Linked DNA regions of Homo sapiens: region 2 is linked to region 1. Evidence: chromatin loops called from intact Hi-C (ENCODE). Cell type or tissue: GM12878. All regions are shown on one strand.

Region 1 (8,000 bases):
TGTACCATATAAATAGCATGTCCTACTGACAGAAGAAAGGAATGTTCAGGACAGTGATTTGCACTGAATGTAGAAAAAGGATAGTTTAGGACAGTGGTCTCTAAAGAGGGCTCGGTACTCACCATGAGTGTAGCAGGCAATCCACTGGCTGTGGGGAAAATGACAACTTCTATTTACATTTATTTATACCTTATCTTTTAAACATTTTCCAGAAGGATATATTTCATAATGTACTGAACAAATTGGTAAACAAATATAAATAAGCATCTTAATAACAAGAATACATTATTTTTCATCAGAACACATTATTAGTCTGGTCTAGAGAAGAAGGAGTCATTCATCTCTCAAATGTAGTTTGGAGACTGTGGTCAGCAAAATAATGACACCCAAATATGTCCATGTCCTAATCTTCAGAAACTGTGAATATGTTCTCTTCCATGGCAAAAGATATTTTGCAATGTCATTAAGCTAAGGATCTTGTGATGAGAAGATTATCCTGGGTTATCTGGTGGGTCTCATGTAATTACAAGGGTCCTTATGAGGAGGTGGCAAGAAAGTTAGAGAAGAAGTCAGAGGATGTGTGATAAAGGAAGAAGAGATCACAGAGAGAGAGAGATATTTGAAGATGCTATGCTGCTGACTTTGAGGATGAAGGAAGGAGTCACAAGCCAAGGAATGCCTCTAGGAGCTAGAAAAAGCAAAGAAACAAATTATCCCCTAACAAATCCAGTATGAATATAGCCCTGCCAACACCTTGATTTTAGAGCTTCTACCCTTCACAACTCTGAGATAATAAATTTGTGTGTTAAGCCAGTAAGTTTGAGGTCATTTGTTACAGCAGCAACAAGAAACTAATACAGAGACAGTGGTTCCTAAGACCTTCCAAAAGAACAGTTGTTCTGGGACAGGCACAAGATATGAAAGGAAGATTGACTTTTCATGTTAACATTTTTTGCATGCTTTGTACTTTTTCCATGAGTGTGTATGATGTATCTTAAATTAATTAAAATTTAAACATTAACAAAACAATCTTAACATTAACTCCACTTTTCCTGGGTCCATGGATTCACCAAACCTTCTGGTTAATATTAGATGTTTCTATAGGATGAGAATACATTTACAGGAGGATTACAGGTTAGATCTCTTGGCAGCTAGAATTCTTACTGTAAGTTAGTAAATTGGCTTTCTAGCTTGTATTTTGGTCTCTTGAGTTCTTGGTAGGCATGGGCACTCTGGTAAAATGAAATTCCTGTAACACTTAACCTTAGATCTTGGAGTATTGCCAAGGGCTTGCCCCTCAGCCTTCCTCACTGTGGCATCCTGGGACTCTCTGCCATCACTAAGTATTTATGTCAACTTTCCTGGCTATGCGACCTTGGCTAAGATACTTTCCTTCTCTGAGCCATAGTTTCTTCATCTGAAAATATTAATATTTCACCAACTGATCTCCTATATCCTTTTTAACCTTTCTAATTCTGGATATCTTTTTTCAAAGAATTTTACTGAGAAAAATTATCATTACACAGTATTCTTTTAAAAGGATATAAAACTACGCTTAGTATAGGGAATGAGTATGCAAATACTTAAAAATACATACAGAAATACAATTATGTATTCTTAAATATTTGCATACTTATTCCCCAAAGAAAACTAAAAAGAAACATAAAGACTAAATACACCTGCTTTCAAGTAGAAATATCAAGACAATTAAAATTATTCTTCCTAGTACCATTTTAATTTTGTCTAATTTCTAAATTTTCTCAAATGTGACTTTTCAATGGTAAAATATTATTTGTATCATGTGTTCATCACTGGAAACTCCACGATGCTTGAGGCAAGAGCAAACTCTTGGGGTGTTTATCATTTCCCTGAAGCAGCGTCAAAGCGACCTTCTATGTGAAACTTTGAAGACAGGTGTTAGAAACCCAGTAACCCACAGCCAAAAAAGGACACCCTCCAGATCTAAAAGTACTGACATGGAAAGCTGCACAATAGATATATACTGCTTGTTTTTTAAGTCCAAAGAATTTTTAACAGTAAGTACATATAAAACCCAACAAAGGCCTGCGAGGGTTAATATACTAGTTAATTACATTGTGCCAGTGTCAGTTTCCTGGATTGGACAATGTTCTATAGTTAGGTAAGATGTGATCATTGGGGGACACTGGAGGAATATATAGGAGAACCTCACTGCACTATTTTTGCAAGTTCTCGTGAGACGAAAATTATTTGAAAACAAGCATTAAAGAAAACGGTTTAAGGGCTGAATGCAGTGACTCACGCCTGTAATCCCAGCACTTTGGGAGGCCGAGGCGGATGGATCACCTGAGGTCAGTTCAAGACCAGCCTGGCCAACATGGTTAAACCCTGTCTCTACTAAAAATGCAAAAATTAGCCAGGCGTGGTGGTGGGTGCCTGTAATCCCAGCTACTCCGGAGGTTGAGGCAAGAGAATGGCTTGAGCCTGGGAGGTGAAGGTTGCAGTGAGCTGAGATCGTGCCACTGCACTCCAGCCTGGGCAACCGAGTAAGACTCTGTCTCAAAAAAAGAAAAGAAAAGAAAAGAAAAGAAAATGGTTTAAATATCAGCCATTTCACATTGTTCTATCGAATATATGAATGGTATATAGCAGCTTTGTGGTAAAGATTTCTTGAATGAAACTAATGAAATTTAAAGTGAGTTTAAAAGAATATAGAATGATTTTGAAAAGAAAAAATTGAAAGTTTTTGTGAAAAACAATAATCTATTGTTATGAGGAAAATTAAAAAGACTGGGCAAGGGTGGTGACTCATGCCTGTAATTCTAGCACTTTGGGAGGCCAAGGTGGAAGGGTCGTTTGGGGCCACAACTTTGAGACCAGCCTGGGAAACATATCAAGATGCTCTCTCTACAAAAAATTTTTGTAACAAATTAGCCAGGCATTCTAGGCTGCAGTGAGCTATGACTGGTTCACTGCACTACAGCTTGGGCAACAGAGTGAGATCTCGCCCCCCAACCCCCCCCCAAAAAAAGCTGAAAAGTGAAAGGATATAGTCCAAACTGTAACAGTGATAATCTCTTTATCTGTTCATGGGTGAGAGTGTTGTTTTGTTTTGTTTTGTTTTGTTTTGTTTTGTTTTGTTTGAGACAGAGTCTCACTCTGTCTCCCAGACTGGAGTGCAGTGGTGCGATCTTGGCTCACTGCAACCTCCACCTCCCAGGTTCAAGCGATTCTCCTGCCTCAGTCTCCTGAGTGGCTGGGATTACAGGCCCAGCTAATTTTTGTATTTTTGGTAGAAATATGGTTTCATCATGTTGGCCAGGCTGGTCTCAAACTCCTGACCTTGAGGAGCTGTGATCCACCCACCTTGGCCTCCTAAAGTGGTGGGATTATAGGTGTGAGCCACCGTGCCCGGCCCTTTCTGGCCCTTTACGGAAAAAGTTTGCAGATCCCTATTGGTCTACTGGTGCAAAAACAACCCCCATGGTATCAAGGAATTAATTTAATTGTAAGAGCCTTCAGAAGTTAGGGTAATAATAGACTTCCTTTTCAACATGGCTATGCTTACCGTGGTACACCAGAACCTGCTTTGTCACTTAATTAGAACTGTGCTATGTGCAGTTCTGAAATGGCATTACAATTTTAGACAAGAAGATCTTTTAAGAATCCACTTTTAATATCATCCCCGTTCCCATCCTATTCATAGAAACTTGCTTTAAAATTAGCAGAGACTTCCTCTTTGAATACATTTATTGAGCTCTTACTATGTGCCAGGCACAGTTATAAGCACTTTGTATAAATTATAATTTTTTAAAAACCTAGAGACAGGGTCTTGTTCTGTCGCCTAGGCTTAAGTGCAGTGTGCAATCAGGGCTCACTGCAGCCTCAACCTCCCAGGCTCTGGCTCACGGTATCCTCCCACCTCACCTCTGCTTCCCAAATAGCTGGGACTACAAGTGTGTGCCACCACACCTAGCTAGTGTGTGTGGTTTTTTTTGTTTGTTTGTTTGTTTTGTTTTGTTTTGTTTTGGTAGAGATGGAGTTTTGCTATGTTGACCAGGCTGGTCTCAAACTCCTGGGCTCAAGTGATCCTCCCAAGTCGTTCTCCCAAAGTGCTGAGATTACAAGTGTGAGCTACCATGCCTGGCCAAATTATCACATTTAATGTTCATAAACCCATTTTACAGATGGTAAACTGAGGCTGAAAGAAGTTACATTGATTGCCCAAGGTGACACAAACAAAGGAAATTTGAACCCAACTCTGAATGACTCAAAAAAAAATGTTCTTAACGAATCTGACAGAAAAGAAAAAAAGCATATTATAATCCTACTTGAAAACACAAATTCTCGAATGAGTGAGCTTCGAGCCAGAAATCAACGGAAAAGAAGAGCACTCTGTCTTCTCAGTGGGTGCATTTTAAAACAGATATCACATATGTTGACTCATCATTGAATTCATAGATGCTGGGACTCATCTGTCCTATGTTTAAAACAAAATTAGTTCTGAAATAAGTCAACTCAAAGATACAACTTCAACGCAATCCTAGAATTTTAGAAGTGACAAGTGCAAGCCTTCAGAGAACAGTTTCTTTTCTTTCATGGGTAGCCTCGGGCTTACGCTGCCCCCTGTGGATCATGGGCGATATGGTCTTAAAAAATCCAAAAGAGCAAAAGAATCCAAAAATCACAATCTGAATGTTTAAGAGTTGGGAGGGATTTGAAATTGTCTCCTCCAATTTCTTTTTTTTTTTTAATTTGTCAAGAGGGAAGCTGAAATCTAGAGAGAAAAGTTCATTTGCGCAAGATTTTACAGTAAATAACAAAGGAAGGGACTACGTATTTTGCTGACCTCTACTCAGAATTCATATTTTCTGACCTTTCCCAGCAGCACTAATACAAATCCGGAATTTCAAAACTCCTTTTGAAAGTGGAAGCACACATTTATTGAATTCGCATGCTTGCTTCAAATTCTAAAGGACTTTACATGTTTTTATACACTTAAATGAATATATACACTGAAATGAATAAATCAACAGAGCATTACATACATCAGTCAGGCGTTCCTTAGTTCCAAGGGAAGAATTGGGTGGGGTCCATGTTGGTAATTTTGAAAGAGAACAGAGAGCAAGTTCTGTTGGCACCCAATGTGGTTCAGAAAGAGAAAGAAATGGTGAGATACTGTCACATTTCACGCAGATTAGGTAGATAGAAGGAAACCAGGGATTCTAGAACACCATTGTTCAAGAGGCACCTTGGTTCTGAACCTTGGCCTCAACCTTCCACTAGCAACAAAATCTCATCAACCTTGAGACACCCTAGCAACAAAATCTCATCAACCCTGTGAGAGCCTAGAGTCACCTCCTTAGGCTTCTGTTCTCATGTGCCAATAGCTGAGGGTCTCAGTAAAGCACAGATAAGACCTCATTCCTAATCCTTCATCACTGGACTCTCCTCTGGAGGGCAATGTCTAGCACTGGGCTTTGCCCACATTAGCTGATCAATAAATCTTCAATGAGACCAGGCACGGTAGCTCATGCTTGTAATCCAGCGCTTTGGGAGGCCGAGGCGGCCAGATCTCTTGAACGCAGGAGTTCAAGACCAGCCTGGGCAACATAGGGAGACACCATCTCTACAAAATAAAAAAAAATTAGCTGGGCATGGTGGTGCATGACTGTAGTCCCAGCTACTCAGGAGGCTGCGGCAGGAGGATCGCTTGAGCCCAAGAGATAAAGGCTGCAGTGAGCCATGATCACACCACTGCACTCCAGCCTGAGCTGCAGAACGAGACCCCATCTCAAAAACAGAAATAAATAAATTAACTAATCTTGATTGAGGGAGGTGGGAAGATCTGCATTTGACCTAAAACACTCAGAATTATTGATAACAACAACAATAATAATAAATGGCTACCATATACTGAGCACTTACTGCATGCCAAGTACAATGTGAAGTACTTCTCATGTTCTTAGTTAATTCTCAGAAAATGCTCGTCAGTAGTTCCCATTACTGCCCTCATCTCACAGTGGGAAACTTGTGGCCTGGAGAGGTCAGGCAACTTGCTCAAGTTGCATAGTAGGAAGGGACAGAGCAAATCTTGGAGCCAGGATCATTTAACTTCAAAGCCCAAACTCCTATCCTCTGGGCTCTATGGACTTTGGAAAATGTGGCAAGATGAGTGCTGGAGAGTGAATACAATGGGAAGAGTGGCTCACGCCTGTAATCCCAGCAGTTTGGGAGGCCGAGGTGGGCAGATCACCTGAGGTCAAAAGTTCAAAACCAGCCTGGCCCACATGGTGAAACCCCGTCTCTACAAAAGTACAAAAAAAAAAAGAAAAAAAAATTAGCCAGGCATGATGGCGGGTGCCTGTAATCCCAGCTACTCAGGAGGTTGAGGTAGGAGAATCGCTTGAACATGGGAGGCAGAGGTTGCAGTGAGCCGAGATGGCGCCCTTGCCCTCCAGCCTGGGTAAGAGAGCGAGACTCCGTCTGGAAAAAAAAAAAAAAAAAAAGGAAATGAAACCCCAGTCCTGTACCACCTGGATGGGTACAGTTTTTGGAAAAGAGATTCTAATAATCATTATTATCGATGATTATTATTGTGAGTACAATGTAAGCATCTGAAAGTGCACAAAGCACTTTCACATACATTATCTCATTGGAGCTTTAATATGAGTCTATGAGCTAAGTAAACTTGGGCAGACTTATTGAAAGAGGAGGAAATGAAAGCTCTGAGGGGTCCATATCTTGCCCAAGGCTGCATAGCTAATAATGAGAGCTAGTGAATGGTAGGGCAATGACATCTGATTCCAGGTTCCACTTCTTTTCCTCTCTAATATACTGCTGAGTATCACAGGGTTCAACAGCCCCCAGTTACAGATGGTAGATCTTACCAAAGGGCGTTTGTACCTTTATTTATTGACTTGTTTATAGGGCAGAAAACAGAGAGAGAGACCACACTGCAGAACACACTGAGGTTTACTCTTTTATTCTACCCGCTGTGAAATCAGAGACCTCTCCAGTGCCTAGAAACCCCTCCCTGGCTCTGCATCAGAGAGATGTTTTGGCCTACAGAGGGGCCACCCAGCTCAGTTTGTTAGCCATCAATGAGGACCTATCTCGGGGCTGGCTTTGTGTTCTATTTCAACAGCTCACCCCTTATTTCTTTTTCACTCTTTGTTTGTCTTACATGGACATACCTCTTTTAAAGCTTGGCAATTCTCTTTGATCTTATTTGGTTGACATTTCTGAAGGTGAGCTGTTAGATGCTAGAATTACATGGATTCAATTCCAATGTTATTAATAAAAAATTGTACAGTTGGTAGACTAGAATGCTATTGTGAGAAAAAATAATAAGAATCCAATTTTGTCTTTTTCCTTTATCCCCCAGCCGGGCTACCAACTGATTCAAGTCTGTGAACAGCACTGGGCATGAGAGATAAAACAAATCTGTTAATACCTCATGAAAGATGTTGACTTTGAAATCAAGTGCATCCAATTTCTTTCTTCCTAACAATGGCATTGGTGAGTACAAATGTGGTTTCCTTCATTCCTCTGCCTTTCTCTGTTCCTTCTGCTGAACTTGCACTGAGAATGGCAATTCCTCCTACAACTTTTCCATGCCCTTGATCAGCGAAAGGCTCAGAAAATTGTCAGGTTCTGACAGGGCTCAATTTTATCTTTACTTTATTAAAATAGTGCAATGTAGGGCAATGAGCTCTAATTTGGGAGCCAGAAGAGACTCCTACCTAAGGACGAGTGCTCACTCCTCTTTAAACTTTTTAAATGTCTCTGTGCCTCAATTTCCTTATTTGTAAAATAAGGAGAGTGTACTATACTAGGAATTCCTAACTGCCTTCTTGGGACCAGGGCTGTGGCTTCAAAAGACTCATCTGAGGTTTGTTAAACATATGATTTCTTGACCCCACTGCCAGAGGTTCTCATCTGCAAGTCTTGGGTACACTAAGGAGACCTATATTTTTACTAAGTTCCCTGTGATTCCAGCACATGATCAGGTCTGGAAT
Region 2 (8,000 bases), 1.3 Mb before region 1:
GGAGATAGGCATCATTGATAAGATGATATTTGAGTAGAATTGCCAGATTTAGCAAACAAAAGTGCTGGATACTAGTTAAATTTCAATTTTAGATAAATCACAATTTTTAGTATACATAGTATGTTCAAGATTGCATGTCCATGTCACTATTTATCTGAAATTCAAATTTCAATGGGTGTCCTTTATTTTTATCTAGTAACCCTACAATTTGAGCCAAGACTAGAAGTTCTCTGTGTGTATATCTGCAGGAAAAGAGTTATAGGCAGGGAGAATAGCCCACATAAAAGCCCTAGGGGAAGCTTGAGGAACATCGAGGAGGATAACATGGATGGAGCAGAGTGAGCCAGGGAGGGAGGGACTAGAGGACAGAGAGGCACCCAAGATCCCAAGAGCAGATCGCATGGGGTCTTGTAAGCACTTCTGCTTCTACTCTGAGTGAAATGGGGAGCCATTACAGGGTTTTGCGCAAAGAAGAGGCATAATCTAACATATCCTAGCTGCTGGCTGAGAGTTGACTCTAGGAGGGGCAAATCAGGGACATCAGTAAGGAGTTGTCGCAGTCATTCAGGCAACAGGTGATGGTGGCTCAGACCAGACGAGGGTGGCAGCCATGGCAGTTAGAAGTGGTTAGATTCTAGGTATTTAGAAGGAAGAACCAACAAGATTTCCTATGAGTTGTGAGAGAATGAGAAAAGTCAAAGATAACTGCAAAATTTGTGGCTCAAACAACTGGAAAAATCGAGTTGCCATGATGGGAAAGCTGTGAGTGGAACAGGAATTTGGGTGGGGGCTGGGGCAATGAGGAAGATTGGTAGTTCCATTTTGGATATGTATGGTTTGAGAATTCTGATAGACATCCAAGTAGAGATGTCCAGTAAACATTTGGAATGTGAGTCTGGAGTTCAGGAGAGACATCTGGGATGAAGAAACAAATTCGGGAACATTTTAGCATCTAGATGCCAATGAGACTGGATATCACCAAGGAAGTGACTGTAGAAAGATAAGAGAAACAGGTTTAAGCCCTAGTTTAAATGTTGGTGAGAGGAGAAAGGAACAGCAAATGAGACTGGGGACTGACCAGTGAAATAGAAGAAAAACCAAGACACCATATTGTCCTGAAGGCCAATGAAGAAAATGTATTAAGGAGGAATGAGTTATCAACTGTGTCAAATGCTAACAATAGGTCAAATAAGATATCTATTTATATGTCTGATTTCTAATGGACAATGTTTTTGTTTGACCAGTGAAGAGGGGTCAATGGCAAAAATAGTATTGCCATTGTGCCATCTTGGAAAGTCATGTCTCATTAAATTATAATATGATTCTCCTGGCACTCCCCCTTTCCCTTCTTTCTTTCCCCCCTTGAATACTAGGCTATTGGGAAACACGTTGAGATTCCATATTGTGAAAAATTCTATAAAATAAAGAAGAAAATAGGACCATTTGCTATGGTCTTTTAGCACAAGTACACATTGATAAGCTTTTTCTTTTTCTTGTGGAAGGACTGTGGGTCAGCCCACCAGAGAGCATATGAAGCTTCTGCTTCCTCTCATGAGCTGACTGGCTGGGTAGGTGCTTTCATGGATTCATGGCCAGCCTGTTGTAACATTGCTGGTTCCCCACCCAGGCCCTCACTCTCCAGACAGAGACAAGGTCCTGATGAGTTACCTGGTAGTCTATTCAGAAATCTCCCAGCACCCAGGAGACTGAATTCTCTTGCTCTGAGCCTCCTCAATAGCTATTACACAATATATATATATATATATATATATTTTAAATTTTGGAATAATTTTAGGTTTACAGAAAATTTGCAAATATAACAGAAGGAGTTTCTGTATATGCCTCACCCAGTTACCCCTAGTGTTAGAATCTCACCTTGCCATGGTAAATTTGTCAACATCATTATATACCTTTAACTAAACTCAGGCCTTTATTCAGATTTTACCAGATTTCTCCACTACTGTTCTTTTTCTGGCCCAGGAGAGAACCAAGGATGCCACATTGCATTTAGTAGTAATGTCTCTCCCCAGCCTCCTCTGGTCTATAATGGTTTCTCAATCTTTCCTTGTTTTACTTGACCTTGGCCATTTTGAGGAATACTGGTCAGTTTTACATTTTTGTAACGTGGCCCTCAGTATGTGTTTGTCTGATGCTTTCCTCACGATTAGACTAGGGTAATGATTCTGGGGAAGAATGCCACAGAGATGAAGTGCCCTTCTCATCATATCACATCAGGGGGTACAAAATATTAACATAACTCTTTGCTGGTGATGTTAACCTCGATCATTTTGTTATGGTGGTATTTACCAGATTTCTCCACAGCAAAGTTACTATTTTTTCCCCTTTCCATACTCTTTTCTTTGAATACAAGTCACCAAGTTCAGCCTATAGTCAAAGAAGGTGAGAGATTAAGCTTTACTTCCTAGAGCTTAATAATAATATATACCTATATTATTTGAAATTTTTCTATAAGGAAGTTTTTCCCCTTCTTATTTACTTCTTGTTCATTAACTCAATCTTTTATTTATATCAGCATGAATCATTATATTTATTTTATACTTGTGTTATAATCCAACACCATGTTACTTATTTTGGGTTCAAATTCTTCCAGCTTTGGACATTAGGAGCTCTATCAGGTTGGATTCTGAATCTCTTTGACATGTCTCCATTCTTTTTCTTTTGTTTTAAAAGTAGAAGTACTTTATGTTTATGGATGAACATTTTTTACATGAAATACTGGCACCCATGCTATGTATGGGGGTTTGTTTCCTAAATAAATATGAGTTTTCAATTGAATTCAGCTAGGTTTAGACACAGCCTGAGCTTTAATGCTAGAAAGAACTACTGAGGGAAGCTTCTGGAATCTAATTCTTTGAAGATTTCTCAAAAACAAAAAAGTTTCATACTACCAAAAGTTGCACATAGGGTACTGGTGGTGGGGCCAGAGATAATGTTCTATGATTTCTGAAATTTTTTCTTCTCATTTTATTTTATGCTATTTCCCCCCTTTTAATTGATACATAATAATTGTATATATTCATGGGACACATATGCTATTTTTGATACATATAAGATATAATGATCAAATCTGAGTATTTAGCTTACCCATCACCTCAAACATTTATCATGTATTTGTGTTGGAAACATTTCAAATCTTTTCTTCCAGCTATTTGGAAATAAACTTTAATTCATTATTAACTGTAGTAGTCACCCTACTGTGCTATTCAACACTAGAACTTACTACTGCTTTCTAACTGGTTGCTTGTGTCCATTAGCCAACCTCTCTTCACCACCCCCCTCCACTTCCTAGACTCTGGCAGCCACTACTTCAGTCCCTACTTCCATGAAATCAATTTGTTATCTCCCACATATGAGTGAGACCATGTGATATTTGTCTTTCTTTGCCCAGCCCATCTCACTCAACATATTGACCTCCATCCAGTTCCATCATGCTCCTGCAAACAACAGGGCTCCTTTCTTATGGCTAAACAGTATTCCACTGTGCATATACAAGACAATCTTCAACCGTTCATCCGTCCATGGACATCTAGGCCAACTCCATATCCTGGCCACTGTGAAAAGTGATATAATAAACATGGGGGTGCAGGGTGCAGGCAGTTTTTGTTTTTAGCATATCTTTAAGACACTGCAAGGTGCTCCAGGCTCATCATGTGTTTTCCCTGGAATCATGGGATCAGCCATTTCTCCATGGGGCCGTGCTTCTTTTTTACTGGAAAATCATAGAAAAAGCAAGCAAGATCTGGGCAATGGGTACCCAAAGGCATATTACTGGGTCAAAAATACTCTCCCAGGAGGGCTCATGAACCACCTGCACCACTTGTGTATTACCCAGGGGTTGCCAGCAGGGGTCACCAAGTGACTGGGTTGGGGGTGTGATTGTATTGACAAATTGGGGTTAAGGACACCACCACAATCTTCTGGTTGGAGCCCACCTTACAAGCAGGCAGAAGATACTAGTATGGTTTGAGAGGCAACAGTAAGTCCCCTCTTTCCTCACCATTCCAAAATATCTTCCTTTCCCTTCATAAGATTCCTGAAATTCCTGCATTGGAGTTTTAGCCTTTTAGTCTTTTAAAAATAGCTTCCGATTAAAATAAAACCAGACTTTGATTAAAAATTATCTTTGATTCCCGTTTAAAATGTAGATAAATCACTTGCCTCCAGTGGCCTCAAATTTAATCAGAGTTGGATCATAGTATTCATCTAGAGTTTAGGCTTTGTCCTGCAAGTCGTCAGGGAGCCCTGAATATTTTTGGCATGATCTGCAATGCATTTTTAGGGTGATAATGTTGTGGTTCATATGTATATGTGTGTGTGTGTGGTGTGTATGTACGTAGGTGTGTAAATATGTATATGTATATGTGCCTGACACCTAGTGAGAGCTATAGAGTATTTGCTATAATTAATGTCATTAGTAGTAGTGGTAACAGAACATTCTAACCATAGACGGCTCTCTCCAAACTTCCTGCTGTTAATTTGTGACACAGTGTAAGAACAAGTGTGTATATATACGCACATACTTCCATTGACTTCTCACACCCTATGAGGTTAGTACTATTTTTATTTCATTTTACAGGTGGAAAAATTGGGGCACAGCAGGGAAATGTAACTTGTCCAAGGTCACACAGCTACTAAATGGAAAAGACAAGATTTAAAGCCAGGCAGTCTGGCTCCAGGTTTCTGGTTCTTAACTATGCTCTGTGCTACTCATTTGAATGTCTGTTCTCCTCTGCCTTCTTCAAGAGAATGCTCCCAAAATGCCACCTAGCCTCATCCCTGGCTTTCATGTCTCCAGAATTTCATATTTCAAGATCCTCCCTTACCAAGATTATTTTTCACAGGCTATCCCCAGCATTGCCCTATCCCCATGAGCCCTTAGGGTCTTTCTCATTTTCTTTATCTTCTCTTTCCCCACTTATCACTGCCTTAGTGGTAAATGAGTTGATATGATTAAATACCTTTCTTTTGGGGCAGGGGATGGGAGGGGATATTTTGTTTTCAAAATAAGGCTACTAGTATAACCCAAAGGAATACATTCTAATGACAAAACAGATGTCAATAAAAGACAAGTGATAATAATAATAATCAGCAACTTATCTTGGCTTAATGTAAACACTCAATAAATGCAGCAGTTAGCATTTATTGAGTGACTGCTTTGTGCCTGATATTGTACTAAGTACTTCACGTAGATACTTTCTTTTGATTCACACAGTAATCCTAGGAGTTTAGCACCATTATTATCTCTCTCTACAGAGAGAACTTGAGAAGTTTCCCCAAGGTCACACAGCATGGAAAAGCTGGAATATGATTGACAATGGTGAGTCTGTAAGAGGCTTCACCCTTGAACTTGATAAAGTACTCACTGTAGTATACCTCAAATGATACCACACCCACAGACCCAATTTCATCTAGTTCGGTGCTGTGCAGAAGCTGTTTGTAGAGAAGGAACACTTAGAAATTGTATTTCCTATCTATTATGGATCAGTAGTTCTACAAAATACATTAACAATGAATTATATGATCACATTCTTGGATGTTATGCCCACGTCAACTTGTTATCCAAGTCTCTCAATGGTTTCTCCTAGTTTTAAACTTACCACAGTAGGTTGGTAACCAGCAGGTCATGGACTGGCATCAATCTGTGAATCATTCTCTGAATGGCACTGGTCTAATAGTATCCTTTTCACAAATGTGATTCACTAAATGTATGTCTAGATATAACTGAATTTTTATTTCTTTGTAAAATTTGTGTTAGACTCTTTGTTCCAACTGTTGGTTATTAAACCCATAGACATTAGACATTAGGTAGACCTGGCACCAGACAAACCTGGATTTAAATCTAATCCTGCCTGTTCTACCTGCATGGCTTTGAGTAGCTTAACCTCTCTTAGACTGTTTTATTGTCAATAAAATGAGGATAATAATATTTACCCAGATGGATTATTGTGAGAATCCATTGAGACAGGGATGACTGGTACATGGGAGACACTTAATAGATTTTGTTACCTAGATTTCCCATCCCATTCCACAGACACTAGACTAAAACTAGATCTTCCTGTGGCCATGACAATATGCAAATTGGGCCAGGCATAGTGGCTCACACCTGTAATCCCAACACTATGGGAGGCCAAGGTAGGAGAATCACTTGAACCCAGGAGTTCAAGACCAGCCTGGGCAACATAGGGAGACCCTGTCTCTACAAAAAATTTAGAAATTAGCCAGGTGCAGTGGTGCACACCTGTGGTCCCAGTTGCTTGGGAGGCTGAGGTGGGAGGATTGCTTGAGCCCAGGAGGTTGAGGCTGCAGTGAACTGTGATCATGCCACTGAATTCCAGCCTAGGCAACAAAGTGAGACATTCTCCTCACCGCCACCACCCACCCCCCGACAGAAAAAAGAAAAAGAAAAAAAAAGTAAAAATAAACATGTAAAAAGATGCAAATCTGATATATATGTTGGGTGGCTGGTAGACCTCCATAAATTATTAACAAATGTCCGAATGACTGACCACTCTCCAACCAATTCTGACTGTGGGGGAAATTTTCCATTTACACCACCTCCCCTGAAGACTCAGGAATCAGGGATGGGGACAGCCTGTGTACTTGAAAGGAGAGGCTCTCTTTGAGCAGCAGTTTCCTATGTGGCAAAGCAATTTTATTAGACTTCAGGGGGTCGGGGCTCCTCTGACCCTGCCCGCTCCCTGGAGCCGGCTGCCCCAGGCTTACCCAGGGAGGACACAGCTCTGAGCTGCCACATGGTGGATGAAGATTGATGTCAAAATATTAATTTAGAGTCAGCACTGCTGATGCAAGCTAAACATGTGCTTCTTTTAGCCTGCGGAGTCAATTGGATTGTAATTCTTCTCAGTTCTCAGCTCAGGAGTGGAAGAGTGTGTCGTTCCTGGAGGGGCATGTTGGCAGGTGCCTCTGAGATCTGAAAGGTTAATGCAGACTGCAAGTGGGGGCTATCTTGTTGGGGGATCGCCAGCTAATTTTCTTGAGATTATAGGATCAGGGAAAGGCAGAGCTGGACAGGGTTTTAGGGATCAACCTTTCTTTTAAAATTAGAGGAAAAGGGCTGATTAAGAGGTCAGGCCTTGGAGTCAGGAGGACACAGGTCACCTCCTGGTTGTGCCACTTATGAGCAGTGTGCTGTTAGGCAAGTGACTTTACCTCTCTGAACCTCAGTGTTCTCATCTGTAAAATGGGGATAATAAAAATGTCCACATCATAGATTATGCCTTGTAGACTAGTCTCATACGTACACATATCATTCATTCTTTATTTCTTAAGGTTTCAAATAAAGTCTTTCTCACAAGACTGATTTATGCCTTTATTCATCACCTGTTTTGCGTCTGTAATAGATGCGTGGATTGCAACAGAGAGCAAAAGCTGACATGCTGTCTGTCCCCATGGAGGCTGCAGTTTGGTGGGAGAGACAGACCCTGACTGAGTCATCCCAAGAAACAATGTAAATACAACAATGATATGTTGGCAGAGGAACAGTGTCAGGTACTGTGAAAGGGCATCATGGGGGAATCTGATTTGGTTTAGAAGGCCAAGACAGGCTTTCCTAAAAAAGCAACAGCTGACCTAAGATCTGATGCACCAGTAGAGGTTTAGGCAAACGGGGGAGAGCAGGGCAGTCTCAGCTGAGGGAAGACCCTGCGTTGCGTCTCCGTGGTCCCTGCTGAGAGAAGAGCAGTGTGCACAATGCTGGGGGAAGTGGTAGGTGACGAGGCTGGGGGAGTAGCAGAAGCCAGGCCTGGGGGTGGCCCTGGTCAGGATTGGTTTTGTTCCTCCCAAGAGTAAGTGGGTGACTGAGTTGACTGAAGATCAGTCTGGCAGCAGGGAGGGAGGCAGAGTCTGTGTTCACGAGCCTGTGTTCCCAGGAGTTCTTTTGTCCTAGTCTGAGCCCAGGCTCTGCCCTCTGCTTTTGTTTCCCTTATCTATTGGGTTCACTCTTTCCTCTGTTGTGGCAG

The links. Hi-C counts contacts between places; a loop is a spot of excess contacts. Peaks named below come from ENCODE experiments on the same cell type or tissue, not always from the same donor. Only the 100,000 strongest peaks of a DNase experiment are listed, where the experiment ranks them.
Region 2: it touches region 1 in a loop (10-fold over the local background); 7 of 110 quality-filtered maps call a loop at or near these places.

The regions. Positions count from the first base shown.
Region 1 is chr5:156,930,464-156,938,463 of GRCh38, forward strand. All of the region lies in intron 5 of TIMD4 (T cell immunoglobulin and mucin domain containing 4), which reads right to left. Among named protein-coding and RNA genes, the nearest start is that of TIMD4, 29 kb to the right of the region's middle. In GM12878, a CTCF peak has its summit at 4,597; a DNase peak (open chromatin) is centred at 1,941; H3K27ac peaks cover 2,448 bases.
Region 2 is chr5:155,613,120-155,621,119 of GRCh38, forward strand. No RefSeq gene overlaps it. Among named protein-coding and RNA genes, the nearest start is that of KIF4B, 600 kb to the left of the region's middle. In GM12878, a CTCF peak has its summit at 3,862 (motif pointing right); no DNase peak of the experiment used is centred here.